2 separate regions of the Homo sapiens genome follow, and region 2 is linked to region 1. A link is a loop called in an ENCODE intact Hi-C map of the cell type or tissue named here. Cell type or tissue: CD4-positive, alpha-beta T cell. All regions are shown on one strand. Each heading gives the region's core, and the rest is flanking DNA. Links, peaks and the distances in the headings are about the cores only. Region 1 holds the start of LOC124903288 (a long non-coding RNA gene). Region 2 overlaps PPP1R3E (protein phosphatase 1 regulatory subunit 3E).

The links. Peaks named below come from ENCODE experiments on the same cell type or tissue, not always from the same donor. Only the 100,000 strongest peaks of a DNase experiment are listed, where the experiment ranks them.
Region 2: it touches region 1 in a loop (2.9-fold over the local background); 8 of 110 quality-filtered maps call a loop at or near these places.

The regions. Positions count from the first base shown.
Region 1 is chr14:23,071,720-23,083,309 of GRCh38, reverse strand. It overlaps ACIN1 (apoptotic chromatin condensation inducer 1), which reads left to right. Exons shown (of 19, transcript NM_001386863.1): 5 at 1,474-1,562; 6 at 2,501-3,763; 7 at 4,272-4,490; 8 at 5,044-5,159. LOC124903288 (a long non-coding RNA gene) reads right to left here and starts at 5,044. Exons shown (of 2, transcript XR_007064077.1): 1 at 4,613-5,044; 2 at 1,096-3,850. RefSeq lists an enhancer at 3,719-4,918. In CD4-positive, alpha-beta T cell, for the core only: CTCF peaks have their summits at 6,060 and 6,264 (motif pointing left); DNase peaks (open chromatin) are centred at 4,419 and 6,279.
Region 2 is chr14:23,288,849-23,300,438 of GRCh38, reverse strand. It overlaps PPP1R3E (protein phosphatase 1 regulatory subunit 3E), which reads left to right. Exons shown (of 5, transcript NM_001276318.2): 4 at 898-1,038; 5 at 1,522-4,787. It also overlaps the pseudogene H3P37. Among named protein-coding and RNA genes, the nearest start is that of PPP1R3E, 8.2 kb to the left of the region's middle. RefSeq lists a silencer at 5,030-5,342 and an enhancer at 5,994-6,858. In CD4-positive, alpha-beta T cell, for the core only: CTCF peaks have their summits at 5,048 and 5,248 (motif pointing right); a DNase peak (open chromatin) is centred at 5,268.

The sequences.
Region 1 (11,590 bases), core at 1,402-9,401:
TTACTTGAGCCCTGGAGGCTGAGGCTGCAGTGAGCCATGATCATGCCACTGCACTCCAGCCTGGGTGACAGAGTAAAACACTGTCTAAAAAGAAAGATATTGAGACCCAAATTACTTAAGTGATTTACCCAGTTACCTTCCTTCATGGAATTTGAGTGAAACTTTCTTTCCGTTTTACATGGATTTATTGTTCAGGATAACCTAGATTGGTGGTTTCCAAGCTTTTTAATAGAACTTTTTTTTTCCTTAAAAAAAAAAAAAATCTCACCTAGTCCGGGTGCGGTGACTCACGCCTGTAATTCCAGCACTTTGGGAGGCCAAGGCGGGGGGATTGCTTGAGCCCAGGAGTTCGAACCAGCCTAGGCAACATGATGAAACCCCGCCTCTGTAAAAAATACCGAAATTAGCCAGGTATGGTGGCGTGCGCCTGCAGTCCCAGCTGCCCGGTAGGCTGAAGCAGGAGAATCGCTTGAACCTGGGAGGCGGAGGTTGTGGTGAGCCTAGATCATGCCATTGCACTCCATCCTGGGCAACAAGAGCAAAACTCTGTCTCAAAAAAAAAAAAAGAAAAACATGTGAGCTCATGCCTGTAATCCCAGCACTTTGGGAGGCCAAGGCGGGCAGATCACTTGAGGTCAGGAGTTTGAGACCAGCCTGTCCAACAGGATGAAACCCCATATCTACTAAAAATACAAAAATTAGCCAGGCATGGTGGTGGGCACCTGTAATCCCAGCTACTCAGGAGGCTGAGGCATGAGACTGGTTTGAAGCCAGGGGGCAGAGGTCGCAGTGAGGCGAGATTGCACCACTGCATCCAGCCTGGGTGACAGAGTGAGACTCCATCTCAGAAAAAAAAAAAAAAAAAAAAAAAATATTGAGCTCTAATACATAAAACCTAATAGACAGGACCCAATTCTGAAACCCCATCCAGTTGGCTTGAAGTAATTTCAGGAACTTTAGGGCGCTGAAAAACATTCCTCTAAGTATTTATTTCTTGAGTTTGTTATTGTGCAAATTCATATATTTCATCATAATATTTTGGTTGAAATTAGAAAGTAGTAGTAATAGGCAATCCAAAAAAATGGATACAGAACATAATGAAGTCTTAAACTTTATTCAGAGTAAGAACACTTTGTAGAAATAAGTACACTTCATATTTGTACATCCCTGCTAGACAGTTTGAAGCCCCTGGAAATTATTTTACATTTATTTGAGTTATTTATAACATGTGAATTGGCTTCGAGGTGTTGAAAATATTCTAGACTTGCACACCAAGAATTACCAATAAGACCCTGACCTAGTTAGGGCTTTTTGTAGTCTTTTCTTTAGTGTAGAAGTCAAAGAAACCGATACAGATATGTCTTGATAGGCTCATATGCTATAATTGGTTGGATATTAGAAAGCCTGATTTTTAAAAAGCCATGAATGAGTCTTCACTTCATGAATCTGACTTGATTCTTTTTCATTCAATAGGAAAAAGCTCCTCAATTTCTGAAGAGAAAGGTGACTCTGATGATGAGAAACCAAGGAAAGGAGAAAGACGATCATCTAGGGTCAGACAGGTAACTCAGATACCTCCTAAAGCATTACCTCTTCAGTAATGCTTTGGATATCTTCTCTTCTTCAGACTTGTTTTGAGTTTGTATGTCTCTACATTTAGGGGTTTTGTTTTTCTTTTTTGGGACAGAGTCTGGCTCTGTCGCCTAGGCTGGAGTGCAGTGGCACAATCACAGCTTACTACAGCCTCGACCTCCTAGGCTTAAGCAGTCCTTCCACCTCAGCCTCCCAAAGGATTGGGATTACAGGCATGAGCCACTGCCTGGCCTCTAGATTTCTTTGTGGTTATCTTCCTTCTCCTCTTTGTCATCTTTTTGTTGTTCGTTTTGTCTTTTTATTTAGATCTGCTCTGCCTTTTAGATTTCTAAGTGAATATTTTTTAAAAGTTTAAATTTGAAAATTAGCAGGCTGCTCTGTATTCTTAAAGCACATTATTAGACAAGATATGACATAATTAACCATTCAATCAAAGCTTTAAAGTTATATAACACTAAGTGGGCAGAATACAAAAATGTTATGTGTAGTGTAATTATGACTGTACAAAGGAAATGATTAGAGGAAAGAACAAAAAGAAATATACCAAAATGATAAAAAGATAATCGTATTAATTGATAGTAGGTTAGTTCCTTTCAGCCCCCTATCCACCCTTTTACTTTCCAGATGTTCTGCTAATATTTTACTGAAAAAAAAAAAAAGGGGGTGCTTGAAGCTAAAATTTAAACTACATACAAGTAGCTTCATTGTGATATTTCTTTTGGTCACTTTGTTTTGATTCCCCTAAGGGCTACGTTAGTCATGATTGTCTCCTGTCACTCCTGTTTCTGTTGCTGAAAGTATATATCATTGAATTTCTCCTTCCTAGGGGTGTCTTCATTAGATACTTTCTCTCCTCTGTTGACTGTGAGCAAATACATTTGGAGCCATTGTGTATCTGTTCTTTCAGGCAAGAGCAGCTAAACTGTCTGAGGGCAGCCAACCTGCTGAGGAGGAAGAGGATCAAGAAACACCTTCCAGAAACCTAAGGGTCAGAGCAGATCGAAATTTGAAAACAGAGGAGGAAGAAGAGGAGGAGGAGGAGGAGGAAGAAGATGATGAAGAAGAGGAAGGTGATGATGAGGGACAAAAATCTAGGGAGGCACCAATCCTGAAAGAGTTTAAGGAAGAAGGGGAAGAGATACCTAGAGTAAAACCAGAGGAGATGATGGATGAGAGACCCAAAACAAGATCCCAGGAACAGGAGGTGTTAGAGAGAGGAGGGAGATTTACAAGATCCCAGGAAGAGGCTAGAAAAAGTCATCTGGCCAGACAGCAGCAGGAGAAGGAAATGAAAACAACATCTCCCCTTGAGGAGGAAGAAAGAGAAATAAAATCTTCACAAGGCTTAAAGGAAAAATCGAAGTCTCCTTCCCCTCCTCGACTGACTGAAGATCGAAAGAAGGCCTCACTTGTAGCGCTGCCAGAGCAAACTGCCAGCGAGGAGGAGACTCCTCCACCTTTACTAACAAAGGAAGCATCTTCTCCACCACCTCATCCACAGCTCCATAGCGAAGAAGAAATAGAGCCCATGGAAGGCCCAGCCCCCGCTGTCCTCATTCAGTTATCTCCTCCTAATACAGATGCTGACACCAGGGAGCTATTAGTATCTCAGCATACTGTCCAGTTGGTAGGAGGCCTGTCTCCTTTGTCAAGTCCTTCAGACACCAAAGCAGAATCTCCAGCAGAGAAAGTGCCAGAGGAGAGTGTCCTGCCTCTGGTTCAGAAAAGCACACTGGCTGACTACTCAGCCCAGAAGGATCTTGAACCTGAGTCAGACAGATCTGCTCAGCCCCTCCCTCTAAAAATTGAGGAATTAGCACTGGCCAAAGGAATCACTGAAGAATGTCTGAAACAGCCATCTTTGGAACAGAAGGAAGGCAGAAGAGCTTCTCATACCCTTCTCCCAAGCCACAGATTGAAACAGTCAGCTGATTCATCCTCTAGCCGGTCCTCCTCATCTTCCTCCTCCAGTTCTAGATCAAGATCTCGCTCTCCTGACAGTTCAGGTTCTCGGTCTCATTCACCGCTCAGATCCAAGCAGAGAGATGTAGCCCAGGCACGTACTCATGCCAACCCTCGTGGTAGACCCAAGATGGGCTCCAGATCAACATCAGAGTCCAGATCAAGGTCACGTTCACGTTCTCGTTCAGCATCAAGCAACAGCAGAAAAGTGAGTATGAGAGAATCCCGGGTGTATTAATGTTCTGTCATATTCCAGTGGTTTTCATTTCAGCCCCTGGAGAGCCTGTCATGATTTCTGAAAGGAATAGGAAAAGCCTCCTTTACTCTCCTTCACTGATTACTTTCTCCTCATTTCAGAATCGTATTTTCAATTAACTGATTCCCGAAATGGGGTTCTTTTTCATTTTGAGTCCCTTGATAGAATGTTGAATTTATGTACTCATCTCCTCCACTAGATGGAAACTTCTTGAGGATGTGGGCATGCCCTTTTACGTGTGTGTCCCAGGATCTAGCATCTAGTTAAAACTTAATAATTTGTTAAATAAGTGGTCAAGGAGACCACTAAATGGGAATAAACACAGACAAAATGGGAGTAAACACAGACAAAAAGGTCCAGAGTATAAAATTTGGTCCATGGAAACTGGAAAACTCAGCAATCTACTGAATATATACCATATACAATAATTTTCCTTGTTATGTGTTTCATTTTGTTTTAGTCTCTGAGCCCTGGAGTCTCCAGGGACAGCAGCACCAGCTATACTGAAACCAAAGATCCCTCTTCTGGTCAGGAGGTTGCAACTCCACCAGTGCCACAACTGCAGGTCTGTGAGCCAAAGGAGAGGACTTCCACCTCCTCATCCTCTGTCCAAGCAAGGCGTCTGAGTCAGCCTGAATCAGCTGAAAAGCATGTGACCCAGAGGTTACAGCCTGAGCGGGTAGGCTATTGTGACCCCTCCCTACACAGAGATGGAGGATTAAGCAAGATCTTCCCTCTTGTCTTTGCTATAAAACTAAAAAGTTAAGTCTGGACAAGGTTCAGTAGAAATGTGGTGGATACCTGTTAATCCTGCTTAACTCATTTCCAGCTCCCTGGTTCGTAGAAGTTCTACATGAGGCTGAGCAGCAGGGTTATCTCCAGGGCCCCCAGGGTCAATTCTTCCTCATAACTCCTCCTTTTATCTGCCAAAAGGAAGTCAGCCTTTTCTCAGTTCTCTCAAAAAAGAATTCTGTCAGAACAAGGATCACTGAGGAAAAGGAAAAAAATTAAAAATTCTGATAAAATGATTACTGGCATAAATATTCTTGAAGTACCTATTTTTAAGCCATGTTCCTTTCCTTATTCTAAAATGAAATAACAGATACAGAGGGCCGTGTGTGGAGCTGGTACTGTGTATGTCCTGCCCTGCCTTTTTCAGGCTCCAGGTAGAAGAAAAGGAACCAAGCAGATCTAAATGTTTTGCTCTGTTCGTTTTTGCTATCTCCTGACAGGGGAGCCCAAAGAAGTGTGAAGCTGAAGAGGCAGAGCCACCAGCTGCCACACAGCCCCAAACCTCAGAGACTCAGACCTCTCATCTGCCAGAATCAGAAAGAATTCATCACACTGTGTAAGTGATATATCTCGACCGGGGTATAACAGGGAACTATGAGTGTGCGATAGTTCTTCGCTCCCTAGGGTTCTTTGACTAAGCAGTCCTAGTTTCCTTTTAAAACATAAAGGCAGAGCTTTATCTGGACAAAGGCTAGACTTCAGTTACTATGTTGGGAGCTGCCACCTTTAAGGTAACCTGAAAAGTGGTCGTCAGGGCACAAGGAAAACTCACCTGGGATCATCCAGCCAAAATAGTCAACTCCTTTAAGATTTAGGCAATAGAAGCTTCTGCTTCCACACTCAAAACCATGTAAGGGAATTGACTCCGGGCATCTTAATCTTTAACTCATGTTTACCTAGGAACCCAGTTTAATAAAGGATATTGAGGGTCTTAATAAAGGCACAGCTGGGTGCTATTTTTTAGTTTGTGCATTTTCCCTAGTTCCCTAGTTACTACCTGTCATTAAGCTATCCTAGTTCTGCTAGGATATCCTAGTTCTTACAGCATACAGTACAGCAAATTATGAAGTTCCTTTCAAGTCAGAAGTTTGTTCCTGGGCCCTTAAGACCATTTGATTGAACTTAAAATTTATACAATTAATGTGAGTTTTTAAAATCTTTATATTAAGTCCTAGAGAAATACTCATATCAGGTTAAATTAGAATTAAATAGGTATGTCATTCATTCTTCTGAGATAGGTATTATAAATTAAGAAGCCAATGAGCCAGAATTCCTGGCTTCAAAGTCTCCTGGGAAATGAAAAAATGAAGCCTTATGGGAATAAGATTGCGTAGCTTTTAGACATCAGGAACCCTGAACTGCTTTGTAGAATGTCCTGTGTAGACTGTTAGCCTAAAGTTATTCTATACTTGTTTTTATGCCATATTAACACTAATGCTACCAGTATGATTTCCCCTATATGTAATTGTCTAATAATTTATACTCTTCTGAGAGCTTCAAACTGTACTTTAACTCTGACTTTTGGAGGGTAGTGGGCAGGTGACATGATTTATCTCATTTGCCTGTGACTTTAATGATAGTTTTATAGACCTTACTATATAGCTTTTACCTGGGGGTATACCCTTGCTGAGGGGTATAATCCTTGTCGATTCTGACAGTCTTACCTCTGCTGCCATCTTGTGGCTGTTAACATTTTTTGTTTGGCAGCCAAAAGTTCACTCTACTTCCTTTGAAATTTTTTGGTTTTTCCCTTCTGGAATGGGTACGCTATCCTTTGGAAAAGGGTTTTTCTTCTGGGACCATAAAGTGAAAACTCAGCGGATTCTGGAAGGTATTCAGGATTCCCCAGCTACATCATCGATGAGGAAATGGGGTGACATTTTCTCTTCCATATCCCTCAACCAGACATAATACCTGCCCCCCTCCTCCCAATTCCATGGAGGTACATTTTACATTCCATTTTACAAAAGCATGTCCTTTGTGAAATGGCAGTTTTGAAGTGGGTATTGACAGCCTGCTACTAATTGGGCCTGAGGAACTGCTTCCGATGCACCTTGGGAAGAAAGTGATTTTCTGAAAAGCTCTTTGCTAGCCTTAAAATTCTGTGGGTTTATGAGATCCTAGCAACAGAAAGGCATTTTATTTTGTTTTGAAGCAGCTTTTTTTCTGGACATTCCCATGCAAGTCCAGGGCACATGAAGCTTGGAGTCATAGAGTTTCCTGTCCCCCCACTCCAGGTAAAGGTGGTTTTGATCTTCATTTTATGACTGAGATAATTTAGTCACATTGATTCTAATAAGATGATAGGCAAGTGGCATCTTGGGCAAATACTTAGATTGTCCATTGTTGCCTAGGCCCGCTTCAGTGGAGTAGTGTATAGAAGGGAAATGCAGTCTTCACTGAGGAGCAGTTCACACACATCACTCGTACCTGCTTTCCTTCTACCTGCCTATCACATGGGTTGTTCAACATTCTAACAAAACAGCATGCCCAGAAGCCTAAACCCATAGGCATTGGATCTGGTAAATAAATCTTTGAGAAGGTTGCATACATTTCTGGAGGCCCTACCACAACTGATTAACAACACCCTTCCTGGTCTCTCACCCCTCCAGAGTGTTAAGTGTGCAGTCTGGCAGCCCTCTAGAGCTCTGGCCAATTTTGAAAGCGTAATCAACAATGCTAAATGGAAAAGACCATTTATGGCATGGCCAGGCGTGGTGACTCATGCCTGTAATTGCAGCACTTTGGGAGGCCAAGGCAGGTGGATCACCTGAGGTCAGGAATTCGAGACCAGCCTGACCAACATGGTGAAACCCCGTCTCTACTAAAAATACAAAATTAGCCGGGCATGGTGTGCACCTGTAATCCCAGTTACTCAGGAGGCTGAGACAGGAGAATCGCCTGAACCCGGGAGGCGGAAGGTGCGGTGAGCTGAGATCACGCCATTGCACTCCAGCCTGGGCAACAAGAGCGAAACTCCGTCTCAAAAAAAAAAAATGGAAAAGACCATTTATGGCCTAACCTTGGTTTTTCTGTCTGTCTCAACAAGAAGTCATATGACTTTAAAAAACAGAGCAGTAAAGTGTTAAAAAAAAAAAAAATTAGACTTCAAGGACCTGTCACCATTTGGAAGAGATTGACTGACTTTTTGCTGTGTTTGGTTAAATCCATTCTGATTCTGATTGTGCCTGAGGAATTCTAAATTTATGAGGTAAGGTGTCTTTTTCATTGCTTGGAGCAGGAATTTGTGGGTCCTCAGTCCTGTTTCAGTTGAGTGCTGTTCAAAACTCTGGTCTTCTGCCTTGTATGGGTATAACAAAAATGTCCCCATATAGCAGAAAATAATGGTATTCTCTTTTTACTTAAAAAAAAAAAAAAAAAAAGGGGAAGAAAGAAAAGAGGGGATTTGTTTGTGTGGGCAGCTGTATCATTCAGCTGTAGTTAATTCAGACCTGGATTTCTCTAGATACAACCTTCCTGTATGCACAGACCTAGCAGGCAATAGCAGTTTTAGGCTCTTGGTACAATGCATGTTTGTCCTTCTGCCTGTGTAGGAGGAAGGTATTGGTTCCTTAAGCCAATATGATGGTGTAATTGATATTCCCCAGGGGACATACAATGCCAATATCCCAAATGATGCATGAAAAAGCAGAATTTGTTGTCATCAATAGAGTTTGCTCCACTGAGAAATTATCTAAGGACATATACCCCAAAATCATACTGTTCTAGGTTATCTTGGGACCAGTATGCTTCTGAGGGTATCTAGTCCCACTGTTTCTTATTAAATTTTCACGTCAGTTTTTCAGCTCCTCGTGAATTTTCTATAATAACTAAAATTTCAGCATATATGCCTATAGGAATTTCCTTTTCCATTAGCTTCTCTGAATCTCATATTCACATATGAGTTGTAATGTGATATTATTAGCCTCCAAGTAGTTGTACCCTTTTCTTCTGGGCTTCTTTGTGTACTGTTTACTTATGGGTAGATATCCCCACTGCTTATTCTGTGCAGTTTCACAGACTGTTAAGCTATGTTGGGCTCTGACACATGGTTAACAAGGTTTTGGTACTAGTCCTGCAAGTAGATAGAGTCCATTTTGGGGACAGTTTCAAGGATTCCTCTTTATCTTTTTTCTTTTTTGGAGACAGAGTCTCACTCTGTCACCCAGGCTGGAGTGCAGTGGCCCGATCTCTGCTCACTGCAACCTCCGCCTCCTGGGTTCAAGCAATTATCATGCCTCAGCCTCCTGAGTATCTGGGACTATAGACGCGGCTGCCACACCCTGCTAATTTTTCTATTTTTAATAGAGATGGGGTTTCACCATGTTGGCCAGGCTGGTCTCAAACTCCTGGCCTCAGGCAGTCCTCCTGTCTCAGCCTCCCAAAGTGTTGGTATTACAGGCGTGAGCCACCATGCCCGGCCCTCATTATTGTCTGAAAATAAAATGTTCGGAATTGTTGGGTCCCACAGAATTGATCATGGGGAAATAGAAAACACACGCCTCTTGTGTCTTAAGAGGGTAAAGGAGAACGTGGTAAGATTCTTATTCTTAAAAAAAAGAAATTTTCGGCCGGGCATGATGGCTCACGCCTGTGATCCCAGCACTTTGGGAGGCCGAGACGCGCGAATCACAAGGTCAGAAGATCGAGACCATCCTAGCTGACACAGTGAAACCCCGTTTCTACTAAAAATACAAAAAATTAGCCGGGTGTAATGGAGGGTGCCTGTAGTCCCAGCTGCTCGGGAGGCTGAGGCAGGAGAATGGTGTGAACCCCGGAGGCGGAGCTTGCAGTGAGCTGAGATTGTGCCACTGCACTCCAGCCTGGGCAACAGAGTGAGACTCCGTCTCAAAAAAAAAAAAAAAAAGGAATTTTCAATAACAAAATTTCTCAAAATCAGCCACTTCTGCAGAGGCATATTAGCAGCTGAGAGTATTTTAGGACAGTGGATAAACAGAGCATTTTATTTGAGGATGGCTGAAGGTAACATTTTCTGTGGTGTAACATTGTTTGTGGGGATTCTATTAAAAAAATTTTTTTCTTTTTTTGAGATGGAGTTTTGCTCTTGTTGCCCAGGCTGGAGTGCAATGGCACGATCTCGGCTCACCACAACCTCTGCATCCTGGGTTCAAGTGATTCTCCTGCCTCAGCCTCCCGAGTAGCTGGGATTACAGGCATGCACCACCACGCCCAGCCAATTTTGTGTTTTTAGTAGAGACAGGGTTTCTCCATGTTGGTCAGGCTGGTGATCCGCCCACCTCAGCCTCCCAAAGTGCTGGGATTACAGGCGTGAGCCACCATGCCCAGCCAAAAAATTTTTTTTTCAATAAGAAAACTTTTAGGTTAGCAAGCATTTAGTAAGTGTCCACTTGGTACCCACAATGACACCCTAATTCAGAAATAGTTAGGGAACATTACTTTGTGTTAGGCCCTGGGCTAGGGGCCAAGAGATGCAATCCCTACCCTTGAGGAATTATGCAGGGTAGAGATGGGGGGCAGATAAAGTAGCAGTTATTATACAGAGTGATAAGGGCATTGCTGAAAACCTGTCATGCCAATCACTGAATGGCTTTGCCTCAGAAAACAAGCAGTCTACTCTTTTGAGGAAACTCAGAGCCCCAGAGGTGGCATCAGATGAGATAATGGCCTATTAAGTGTGCATGTATTTTACATGTATCTGTACCTTCACTTGGGGTGTCCTCCAAGCCAGACTCTTAAGAGCTAACACTTAACTACACTGTTCCATGAAATAGGTATTGTCACTATGCCCACTTTGCAGATTACAAGACAGATATACAGAACCAGGAACTTGCCTACTATCACACAACTTTTAACAGAGTGGGGCTAGCCAGTCTGACTCCAGAGTCTTCACTCTTAACCCTGAGCAGACAGGGACCACTATGTGAAAGGAAACATTTAAAGTAATGTATAAATATGGCCACTTTAGCATGCAGTTGGCATTGTAAGTGTAAGATTTTAAGCAGCGGGGAGAAAATTTCATTCCTAGCTTAAAAGCTCAAATGTTACACGAGACACTGAGCTTTGGTTCTCAGAAGTTTATCTTAGTGTAAACTTCTACTGCCACTAGGACACAAAAGGAACATCTCTGCAGTCAACAAATAAGCATTTTGAGTATCTACTGAGCACTTTTTGAACTATTAGCATCTGTTTCCCACTTTGGTCTAGTGAAGATTCCCATGATTAATATTTTCTGCTTAGTTCCCAGTCGCTTTCTGCCCAGCTGATCTTCCCCGCCCCATATAGCAGCACTCTCACTTCACTGTCTTATCTACTTTAGAGCCTCACCTTGGAGCCCTTGCTTCAAGAAGTGGCCTTCAAGCTTCAGCTACCCAAGGTCCCCTTGCCCTGTTTATCCTTTCTTTTTCTGGCCCGAGTGGACCCTGGGGCAGGGTGACCTTATTAAAGACTCTATAAAACAAAGTTGTCTGTCATCTCTTCAGAGACACCAACCCTGCCCCCCTTCTACTGGTATTTGAAAAAAGAACTCTCCCTGCTATCCACTTCCCTCCACCATCCCTGGGAAAAGGACATGTTGGAGTAGTAACACGTGGTCATTGCCGGGGTGAGCAGCCAGTTACTGTAGTGATTGGATAGTGACAATTCCCATCCCACCTCCCTACCTGCAGCATCTGACTGGTTGGTCTGGTTTCAGTGTTCCATGCCTAGATTACTGGATAGAGGATGGTAGGCACATAAAACATTGCTCATGCCCCACCCTCTATCCAGCTTTCATTACCATCCTTCTTTAATCACTTTTCAACTTTGGCTTTATCGTTCTTATTTAATCCTTTTTCACTCCCACCTCTACTGTTTGCCTGCCTTCTATTCTCTCTATTTTCTAGAATCTTCCAATCAAGCAGCTGTAACTTTACATGTCCTCCACCCAGCCCCCTCCCCTGCCCCCTGGGAAGACCAGGAGGGAGCACTCCAGCCCTGGGGGGTTAAGCCTCTGTAGCTGCTGTAACT
Region 2 (11,590 bases), core at 1,102-9,101, 220 kb before region 1:
AACTGGATTTAGGTTAGATGACCTTTTAAGGCTCCTTGTATGATATTTTGTGATCTGTACATGGCAGAGTATAGATTAGGAGCCAAATTTTCCAACCTAGTGCTATGGTTCAGAATACATAGCACCCCAAGCGTCTGGCTGGAGCCGAGGATGGGTCCTCCAGTTTTTGGCACAGATGTTCCGGAGCCCAGGAAGCATCCCATAACCAACCTTCAGCCCCACCGCCACCCCCAGCGTATTCCAGAGCCGCTTCCAAACCACAGCCTATCCTCTGCTCCATTTCACTCTTGTCCTCACAGACTTTCAGCCTCCATGCTCTGAGACAACTGTGGGTAGGTACATCTCTGTTGGTGGAAATGATGCTTAAGAACCCCAAAGATTAAAGGAAACAATGTTAAGGGCTTTTGTGAGGATAAAAGATAATGGGTATATGGAATAGAAACATTTCAAATGAAGAATCAAAGCATTTCAATCAATCCACTTGGTTGTAAAAAAAAAAAAAAAAAAAAAACAAAAACAAAAAAACACCAAAGCAACTTGAATAGTAAATGGCACCAGAAGATGGCAGTCTGCTCCATAACCAGAGCAAGTGCAGTGGGAAAGCTGGACTCTCATACCCACTCACATTCATGCCTTATATAAGCCTCTCCTCCTGGTTAACCTTAACAGGGGAGTGATTCCTCTGCTGGTTGCTGTTTTTCCTTTTCTCTTACCCTATTCCTAACCTCTTTGCTTCTCTCTTTCTTTCCTTGTGTCTCTTCCTTCTCTTTTCTTTTTTCTTTTAACATATAGGGTATTTTTTTCTTTTAACATATAGGGTATTTACCTTCATTTTGTTTATTTCCATTTGTTTCCTTCTTCATTCATGTTCATCTCTGCTATTCCTTCTCCCTCCAGAAGGGATGGAAACCCTATTTTCTTTTCTCCAAGACCATGGTTGGTCTGCTTCCCTCACTCGGGCTCCTTGACAGTCTTCTAGAAGAGAGAAGGAGGAAAAGAAGCAGTTCCTGATGTTACAAATGAACAAGGATCTCCCAGGTAACCAGCTCCCCACACCCATTTCTGTTACTAATTTCTCAAACAGAAATTTCTGGTTCCCCTTCTTCCTTATCACTGAGTGAAAGGGGACAGGCATGCACATGTGCCCATACATGCATTCAGAATAGAGTGTGGGGGCAGGGGCGGTAGTTCATTCCTGTAATCCCAGCACTTTGGGAGGCTGAGTTAGGTGGATCATTTGAGGTCAGGAGTTCAAGACTAGCCTGGCCAACATACTGAAACCCTGTCTCTACTAAAAATACAAAAATTAGCCGGGCATGGTGATTCATGCCTGTAGTCCCAGCTACTCATGAGGCTGAGGCAGGAGAATCACTTTAACGGGGAGACAGAGGTTGCAGTGAGCTGAGATTGCACCACTGCACTCCAGCCTGGGTGACAGAGTGAGACTCCGTCTCAAAAAATAAAAAAAAAGAATAGAGTATGAGGCTTGTTGGCTTGTTACCATGCCCATCCTGTCCACAGCCTTAGTCTTTGAGAAAAGATGGCTGAAAGAGAGGAACTCTCCAAGTCATTCCGCAAACAAATGCCCATTTAAACATCATCCTTGTCTTGTGAAGAAAACAGGAAGAATGTCATGTACCATGTGGATCACCTTCAGTTCAAAGTTGCAGCAAAGTGAAGAAAGAAACTACTGGAAGCCACCCAGCAATGCACTGTTTAGTCATCAATTAGGAGCCCATGGGAGGATAATAGGGAGACTGGGTGGAGGCTCAGTGTGTAATAATCTCTTGTCTAATGTATGTGTGTCACTGCCATGTTGTATGAACAATAGTGAGGGCTCACATTTACTTAACACTTGTGTGCGCAAATCTGGGTTTTTCTTCCTTTCCAGAACTATGACTCGATCATAAAATCTGTTTTGTTTGCATGCATGCCCAAAACAACCCTGTAAGTAGAACATTGTCATTATCTCTGTTTTAGAGATGAGGAAACAGGCTCAGAGAAGCTCAGAAATTTGTTCAAGATCGCACAGCTAGTAAATGGCAGAAGTAGGATTGTGAACCCAGGGAATCTCCAGAGCCTCTGTGTAACCATGATGTTATATTTTTTTTCCTCTTTAAAAACAAAATTTAAAACCTTGCTATAATCTCTTATTAGGAAATGATCATAGTTTCTGACTGTGCTCTGCCTTCCCATCCTGCCAATCTCCTGGACTGGCTTGGAGAAGACAGGGGGCCCCCGAGCTTCATCTGTGACTCGAAGGAGTTTGCTGCTGTCTCCTGTGTCAGTGTCCCATCTATGCAGGATCAGCACAGGACCCCCCTCACCTTCCCACTTACACTCTAGCCTTTCCATACATTGGAATTCTCTCCTGGCCCTAGCCAGCGCTCCACACCTGTTGGTGTGCCACCTCCCTCCCTCTTCCCCCACTGGCCTTGAACAGGCAAACCCCCTAATGTCGCCACTAGGTTGGGTCCGTGACTAGGACACCTGCTAGAGGGTCTGTGCTTGGGCCTTTTCTAGGAATCCCGATGTTACTGGGTAAGTGCCAACTCTGTGGGCAGAATGCTAATGATAATCCTGTTCCCTGACCTCTTTCTCAGAAGTACCCTGGCTCACTCTCCCCAATCTCAGCTTTATAGAACAACATTTTGGTCTTGATTATTCCCATATCAAGCTGCCCCAGGGCTTCGGTAAGCTGTTAGTTGCCCCACTGCCTCAAGGCTGGGTCTGGCTGAGCTACTTCTTAGGCACACAAATAGTGGGTGTCTCCTTGGAACCTGACACAAAACTATCAGTGCTACCAAGCCTTGTAAAATAGGGAGGAAACTAATATTTCTTGAGTGGCTTCTGAGTGCCTGGTGCTTTCGCGGCTCTCTGGAGAGATTCCTTGCCCTGATGGCTTTGGTGTGTACTCCTCTCCCAGGACTTCAGCACTGAGATTTTCCCAACCCCCTGGCTTTTCCTCACCTTGGGTTGAGTTGATCCGGCACTACCACAAACCCCACCATCTGCAAACCAACCAAGATTAGGCAGTATGCCCTTTCCGTCTTGCACTGCTCTTCCAAAACTTCCATCTGTATTTCTCACACCCTCAGTAAGCAAAGCTGAGTGTGCATGGACAGAGCTGCATCCACTGCTTTCTCCCAGCGGGTGCAGTCTAATCTGACACGGGGAACACTAGGAGTTTAGCGGAATCTTCAGCCACCCTATTAATGTGTTACGCATTAGGCATTGTAGTGGAAACTCCTCTGATGGCTCATGACTATATGAACAGGAGCAATTTGGAATATAACATGTCAGCTGTGGACTGGGAAGTGCCGTGAGAGAAAACACTACCTGGGTCATAGGCTTGGGTCCCTGAGGCAACCCAGCAGGGACACTGTTGCCCATTCCTCTCATCCAGACTGCAGGTGTCTTCCTACACCTCCCTGTCCCATAGCCTCCGTCCTGTTTTTTGTTTGTTTGTTTTTCTTTGTGAATGTAGAAAAACATTTCATCATGAGCCCTAGCTCCTCAGTTTTCCACCTAACACCCACATTCCCTTGTTTCTAACTGCCGTGTTTTTCTGGAGCCTGCTGGGATCTTTGCAGTTTGCAGGTCATAGAATCAGACATGAAAAGGCTTCTCTTCCGACGTCATTGGTTCCTGGCTCCTTTACAGATGAGAACACAGGTCCAGAGGTGAGAAATGACTCTAGCAGGGTCATAGAATTTGTTAGTGCAGCTCAAGATGGGACTTAAACTCAGGCCTCCTGATCACCCATTCCCAGGCTAGGAAACAGGTCTCTGCTCGGTGTGGTGGTTCATACCTGTAATCGCAACACTTTGGGAGGCTGAGGCAGGAGCATTGCTTGAGCCCAGGAGTTCGAGACCAGTCTGAGCAACATAGTGGGACCCTGTCTCTACAAAAACTTTTAAAATTAGCTGGGCATGGTGGCACACATCTGTATTCCCAGCTACTCAGGAAGCTGAGACAGGAGGATCGCTTGAGCCCAGGAGTTGGAGGTTACTGAGCTATGATCGCACCACTGCACTCCAGCTTGGTGACAGTGAGACCCTCAAAAAAAAAAAGAAAAGAAAGAGGTCTCTACACAAGCCCGTGATTCTTCATGGCAAGGGATAACATCAGAAATGTTTCATTTTCTGCTATTAGTTTCCATTCCTTTCCCCATCCAGGCATAAAGAGAAACAAAAGACAATGATGGTATTCTCTGTGTCCTCAGCTTTGGCACTTTTGTTGATGTTGCTAAGGAGCAGTGACCTTGCTAAAAAGACTGAATAATCCACCCACTGAATAGCTAACCTGGGGAGGAAATGAAAATTTCCTTTGTGGATCTCCCCAAATCCATTGTTGTCACCAGGCCCTCCCAGAACCTCCTCAGTTCCTTCACAGTGCAACCCTGTGTACTTGGCCCGCAACCCAATAGTATTGTGCCTCACTTCACCTTCCATGGGCAACTGCCCTCCCTTCTGGACATAAAACCTCATATTTTAAATAAAGTTGAAATATGAAAAGAAAGTATGTCATAAGATATTCAGAAGTATTGTGTGTTTTGGGCTAAGGGCAGCAAGAGACTCAGAGGCAAGATTCCCTCCTTGACTCAATTTCTTGGTCACCTTGTTTTTTGTGTGTGTGTGTCCAGAAAAATTTAATAAGTTTGCTTAAATTATTATAAAGTTGAACCACTGAAATGTTCACTGAAACATTTTGACTTGCATTAATGCTTTACTTCCCCACCTACATTTACATTAAAAATTCACACACAAATGAAAATTGAAAACTGACAACACCTGACTTCTGTCTCCTATTTTTCTGCTCACAATCGTATACTTAGGTACCTTTTGACCCCATGGGGAAAAAATATCTAACATTCAGAACTACCAATGACAGGAAGCAGAGACTTTTTTTTTTTAAGAATGAAGTTTCCCCCATCATAATGGATTCTTAAGCACATTCTTCACGCATGCGGCGTGCTAGCTGGATGTCTTTTGACATAGGTGTTACACGTTTGGCATGGACAGCACACAGGTTGGTGTCTTCAAAAAGCCAACCAGATAGGCTTTGCTTGCCTCCTGCAAAGCACCACTAAGCTGCACTCTGCAACGGCAGATCTGTTTTAAAGTCCTGAGCAATTTCTCACACCAGATGCTGGAAGGGAAGTTTGCGAATCAGTTCAGTAGATGTCTGATAATGGCTAATTTCACGGAGTGCCACAGTACCAGGCCTGTAATGACGAGGTTTCTTCGCCCTCCAGTAGAGGGCGCACTCTTGTGAGCAGTTTTTTTTTTTTTTGGTGGGGGGAGGGGTGTGTGTGTGTAGTTTTTTGTTTTTTGTTTTTCCTGAGAGTCATGCTGTCACCCAGGCTGGAGTGCAATGGCGAGATCTCGTCTGGCTGCAACCTCTGCCTCCCGGGTTCAAGTGATTCTCCTGCCTCAGCCTCCGGAGTAGCTGGGATTACAGGGGCGTGCCACCACGCCCGGCTAATTTTTATATTTTTAGTGGAGACAGGGTTTCACCATGTTGGCCAGGCTGGTTTCGAACTCCTGACCTCAGATGATCCACCCGCCTCAGCCTCCCAAAGTGCTGAGATTACAGGCGTGAGCCATGCCCCTGGCCCCCAGTTTTTGTATTTTTTTAATAGTCGAGGTTTTGCCATGTTGGGCAGGCTGGTGTCGAACTCCAGGCCCCAAGTGATCCGCCCGCCTTGGCCTCCTGAAGTGCTGGAATTACACGCGTGAGCCACCTCGCCCAGCCGGAGCAGCTTTTGTAGGCAGTTGCTTCCTGGGTGCTTTACCTTCAGTCAATTTGTGAGCAATCTGCTTTGTGTGAGACTGTGAGAGAGACCTCCTTACTTACTCCCCTTCTTCGGCTAGAGCTCAGGGAGCTAGAGATGGTCCTGGTTAGAGAACTACCTTATTTCCTAAAAGTCCTATTCTCATTCTGCTGGAGTCCCCTCTGGCTATGCAAATGCTGAGGGGAAGGAGTTTTGGAGGACTTAGGCAGTCCTGATGTAAGACACTCCCAACAGGATCCTATCATCATTTTGGGTAGTGGGAAATTTACCAGGGCCCAGCTCTTCTCTGGAACCCAGCACCAACTGCTTTAACCAACAGTTAAAGGGAAGAGCTTGGGAAAAGCCCTGCGTTTCTCCTTGGGTGGGGAAATCCTTCCTTAAGAAGACCATCTGAGTTACATTCTGCTTCTTCTTCTTCTTTTTTTTTTTTTGAGACAGAGTCTCACTCTGTCGCTAGGCCAGAGTGCAGTGACGCAGTCTCGGCTCACTGCAACCTCTGTCTCCCAGCTTCAAGCGATTCCCCTGCCTCAGCCTCCCGAGTAGCTGGGACTACAGGCGTGCGCCACCACGCCCAGCTAATTTTTGTATTTTTAGTAGAGACGGGGTTTCACCATGTTGGCCAGGATGGTCTCTATCTCTTGACCACGCGATCCGCCCACCTCGGCCTCCCAAAGGGTTGGGATTACAGGTGTGAGCCACTGTGCCGGCCTACATTCTGCTCCTTAAGTGCTGGATGAAAGAGCAAAGCCCTTATCAAAGGCAACCCCCTAAGGCAACGGAGGAGAAATATGGAAAGGAAAAGCAAAGACGTCTGCCTAATTCAGAATGGAGTGATACATTATAAAAGGAGGGAGTCCTTGAAAAAGATTAAGTTCTAACAGGATTGACTTCTACATCACCTGAATAATGAAACAATCCAATTACCCTCAAAGTAATTAGAATGTTCCTAATAGGGAAGCCCTACCCTGAGAATAACAGATGCCTCCTCATTACATCATAATGGCCAAGTTGTGATGTCGGCACAGAGAATTTACTCTTCACTAAGTGTTGTAAGTGAAACAAGATATGCTGAAGAGCAGAATCAGCATGAGGAGCAGACACCCCAGGAGAGGTAAGTGGGTTCTCTCCATGGCTTATTGTCCAGGGTCTCTGTGGCCCCAACCTCACTGCAGATTTCTCACATTTTAACTTGAGGTTAGGTGTGTCTAAACTCTTTTCTCCACTAACCTTCAGTGCAGCTTTTGCTATCCCAAGTCTATCCGAAATCCTCAATCATTGCAGTTCTTACTAATCAGCTCTCCAGCTCTGATATTTCTTAGGAGACACAGCACAGGGTATTGGAGTATGATTTCCCCAGACGGCACAGAAACTCTCCATATCCATTTGGTTAGTCCCAGGGGTAGATCCAGGTTTTTGGGTGCCTGAAGTGTGCAACTTTTGGAGCCCCCTTTAAGACAAATAAATACAAGATTGGGGGGGAAAGTGAATATTTGTTTTAGAATGAGAAAAGCTGTCAACGAATAATTTTTTTAAAAGCTGTCAAAAATTGTCTACCCGACAAACCTATATATTGCTCTACGTTTTTTAAGCTGCCTGCTCTTTGATAGCCTTTTCATATGATGATTATGTTTTCCTAAAGAGAAAAGTAATTCAGTCTTCCAGAAAGATTTATCATATTTCAAAAATTCCGGCCCCCCCCCTTTTTTAATTTTTTTATTTTTTTATTTATTTTATTTATTTTATTTTATTTTGAGCCAGATTCTCACTGTGTCACCCAGGCTGGAGTGCAGTGACGAAATCACAGCTCACTATAGCCTCAACCTCCTGGGCCCAAGTGAGTCTCCCACCTCAGCCTCCCAAGTAGCTGGGACCGCAAGCATGCACTACCACAGCTAATTTTTTTTTTTTTCTGAGGAGATGGGATTTTGCCATGTTGCCCGGGCTGGTCTCAAACTCCTGAACTCAATCAGTCTGCCTGCCTCGGCCTCCCAAAGTGCTGGGATTACAGGAATGAGCCACTGCCCTTGGCCTTTTTTGTTTGTTTGTTTGTTTGTTTTTGAGACAGAGTCTCGCACTGTGGCCCAGGCTGGAGTGCAGTAGTGCAATCTCATTTCACTGCAAGCTCCACCTCTCAGGTTCACGACATTCTCCTGCCTCAGCCTCCTGAGTAGCTGGGACTACAGGCGCCCACCACCATGCCCGGCTAATTTTTTGGTATTTTTAGTGGAGACAGAGTTTCACCGTGTTAGCCAGGATGGTCTTGATCTCCTGACCTCGTGATCTGCCCGCCTTGGCCTCCCAATTTTTTTTTTTTTTTTTTGAGAGAGAGAGACAGGATCTTGCTGTGTTGCCCAGGCGATCCTCCTGCCTCAGTCTCCCAAGTGCTGGGTTTACAGACATGAGCCATGCACCAGGCCACATTTTTAAAATTCTTGATAGTTTACAAAAATGTTATCTTCACACCTTGTAGTGATAATGTCACAGATTTTTAGGATTTTTGTCAAACTTGTAGTGTTTCAAATTTGTAATAACTAATGTCATATACTATTTGAATTGGTGACATTATTTCTGGAAGCTATGCATATTAGTTTACTAGGGTTGCCATAGCAAAATAGCACAGGTTGGGTGACTTGAACAACAAATTTATTTTCTCAGTTCTGAAAGCTAGATGCTCAAGATCAAGGTGTTAGGAGAGTTGCTTTTTTCTGAGGTCTCTCCTTGGCTTCTAAACGGCTATCTTCTCCCTGTGCCTTCACATGCTCTTTCCTCTGTGTGCACATACACACCTGTGTCCAAATTTCCTCTCATAAGGACACCAGTGACACTGTATTAGAATCCACCCTATAGACCTCATTATTTTATTTCGAGATGGGGTCTCGCTCTGTCACTCAGACTGGAGAACAGTGGTGCGATCACGTTTCACTGAAGCCTCAGTCTCCTGGGCTCAAGCAATCCTCCCACCTCAGTCTCCCAAGTAGCTGGGACTACAGGCACACATCATCACACTGGGCTAATTTTTTATTTTCTGTAGAGATGGGGGACGGGGTCTCACTGTGTTGCTCAGGCTGGTCTCAAGCTCCTGGGCTCAAGTGATCCTCCCGCCTTGGCCTCCCATAGTGCTGGGATTACAGGTGTGAGCCACTGCGCCCAGATCCTAAAGACCTCATTTTAACACAGTTACCTCTTTAAAGATCTTATCTCCAAACACGGTTACATTCTGAAGTACTAGGGGTTAAGACTTTAACATGAATTTTTGGAGGGATATAGTTCAGTTCATAACATTATAACTACATGGGGATACTTTATTCACAGAAGTAACTGTAAAGCACTTAAGTATACCTACTAAACCCACACTAAATGTATTCCTGCTCGGCACAGTGGCTCATGCCTGTAATCCCAACACTTTGGGAGGCCAAGGTGGGCAGATTGCTTGAGCTCAGGAGTTTGAGACCAACCTGGGCCACAAAAAAGTACAACAAATTAGCCAGGTGTGGTGGTGTGCCTGTAGTCCCAGCTACTTGGGAGGCTGAAGTGGGAGGATCACCTGAGCCTGGGGAGGTCATCTTTTTCTTGTTTTTTTTTTTTTTGTTTGCCTTTTAAAATTTTTGTATTTCAATAGGTTTTGGGGAACAGGTGGTGTTTGGTTACATGGATAAGTTCTTTAGTGGTGATTTCTGAGATTCTGGTGCACCCATCACCTAAGCAGTGTACACTGCAAGCAATGTGTAGTCTTTTTTTTTTTTTTTTTTTTTTTAGATGGAGTTTCACTCTTGTCGCCCAGGCTGTAGTGCAATGGCTCCATCTCAACTCATTGCAACCTCCGCCTCCTGGGTTCAAGCGATTCTCCTGCCTCAGCCTCCCGAGTAGTTGGGATTACAGGCGTGCGCCACCACGCCCAGCTAATTTTGTATTTTTAGTGGAGACGCGGTTTCACCATGTTGGCCAGGCTGGTCTTGAACTCCTGACCTCAGGTGATCCGCCCACCTCGGCCTCCCAAAGTGCTGGGATTACAGGCATGAGCCACTGTGCCCAGCCCAATGTGTAGTCTTTTATCCCTCACTCCCCTCCTACTCTTTCCCCCAACCCCAGTCCCCAAATTCCATTGTATCATTCTTGCACCTTTATGTACTCAAATAACTTCTAGGCTTAATTGTTTGTTAAACAATCCAATAGTAAAGATATCCATCTTACCGGAAATGTCTCAGAAGAATAATTTTGTTACTATCTTTAAAAGTGTGAAAGCAACCAGAGGAGGAAAAAATACAGTAAACTTTAGCTCAATTAAGTTTGAGGTTGCAGTCAAGAAATGTGAAATTATTAATATACTGGGTTTTTCTACTGACTTCTACATCCATAATTGCAGAATAAAAATTAAGATTCAAAAATTTCTCTTTTTTTTTAAATTTTACTTTAAGTTCTGGGCTACATGTGGAGAACGTCCAGGTTTGTTACATAGGTATACATGGGCCATGGTGGTTTGCTGCCCCCGTCAACTCATCATCTAGGAGAACTCAGTCTTAACCAATTACCATTTAAGTATATTTTTTCAAACTTTACAAAAACCTACAATCATGTTAACACATTGCTGGGGCTCCTCCCATGCTTTGGGTGAGGTCTGTGCAGGGAAGGACTCTGAAACTTTAGAATCCTTAGCTATAGAATAGGGTTGTCCAATTTTTTTGCTTCCCTGGGGCTACGTTGGAAGAAGAATTGTCTTGGACCTCGCATAAAATACACTAACACTAATGATAGCTGATGAACAAAAATAACAACAACAAAATCACAAAAACTCAAAATGTTTTAAGAAAGTTTATGAATTTGTGTTGGGCTGCATTCAAAGCTGAGCTGTCCTGGGCCACATGTTGAACAAGCTTGCTATAGAGTAAAATGTGCCTCCAGACAGCCCTGCTAATGTCTCACTCATGCAAAGGGAAAGAAAGCTTTCACTAGAGATGGAGTATTAACATCTCTACAGTGAGGATGACATGAGTCCCCATTCTTTAGCAGTGGTCCCTGGAAGAGCTGGGGGAGATTATTGTCTTGCTAAAGTTGGGACCCTTGTCAGCCTGGACATCTCCCTTCCCTTCACTTCCCCACCCCAGTTCATTCCATCCAAAGCTATAGGGAGAAACCCACATAGAAGGAGGAGGCTTCAGCCTGCACTCTAGAACTGAGGCAGGAGAGTTTCTTTTCCCTTCCTGGGATTCCCCTTATTCCTAAATCTGTCTTCGATTCTGCCCCCCACTCCTGATTCTTGGCAGTGTCTTTCTGAGACAAGAAAGGTGACTGGACCATCCACCTTTTGTAATTCCAAGCCCATGATTAGTGACATCCAGAGTGACTCATTGAACCCTCCAGGGTCAGGTGTTTTGTTCCCACTGACGGTTCTTACCTGGCTTTCTAGTCAAACACGCATGAATTCCTCTCAGTCAATGCAGTCTCATTAATTGTTTGGATTATGAGGGAATAACCTCTCCACAGGTAACAGAGTTGTTGCTGCTGCCTAAAATGTTTCACTTTTCCCTTCATTACATACAAACCAATGAGGCATTGTGGATAATCATGATTTATCAAAAGGTTTGTATATATCACCAGCCTTGGTTCAAACCCTAAAGGATCAAAAGTGTCTAATTAAAGCTGATTTATATATGTCTTTCCATTGTTTACCCCATGATGTTTTTTGCCAGATATTAGTTTGAAGGATGTGGAACTGGCTATTAGGAGTTGAGATTGTTACTAAGTGAAATGAGGGAGGAGAGGAGGCAGGGGCAAAGACAGGGATAGCAACAGAAA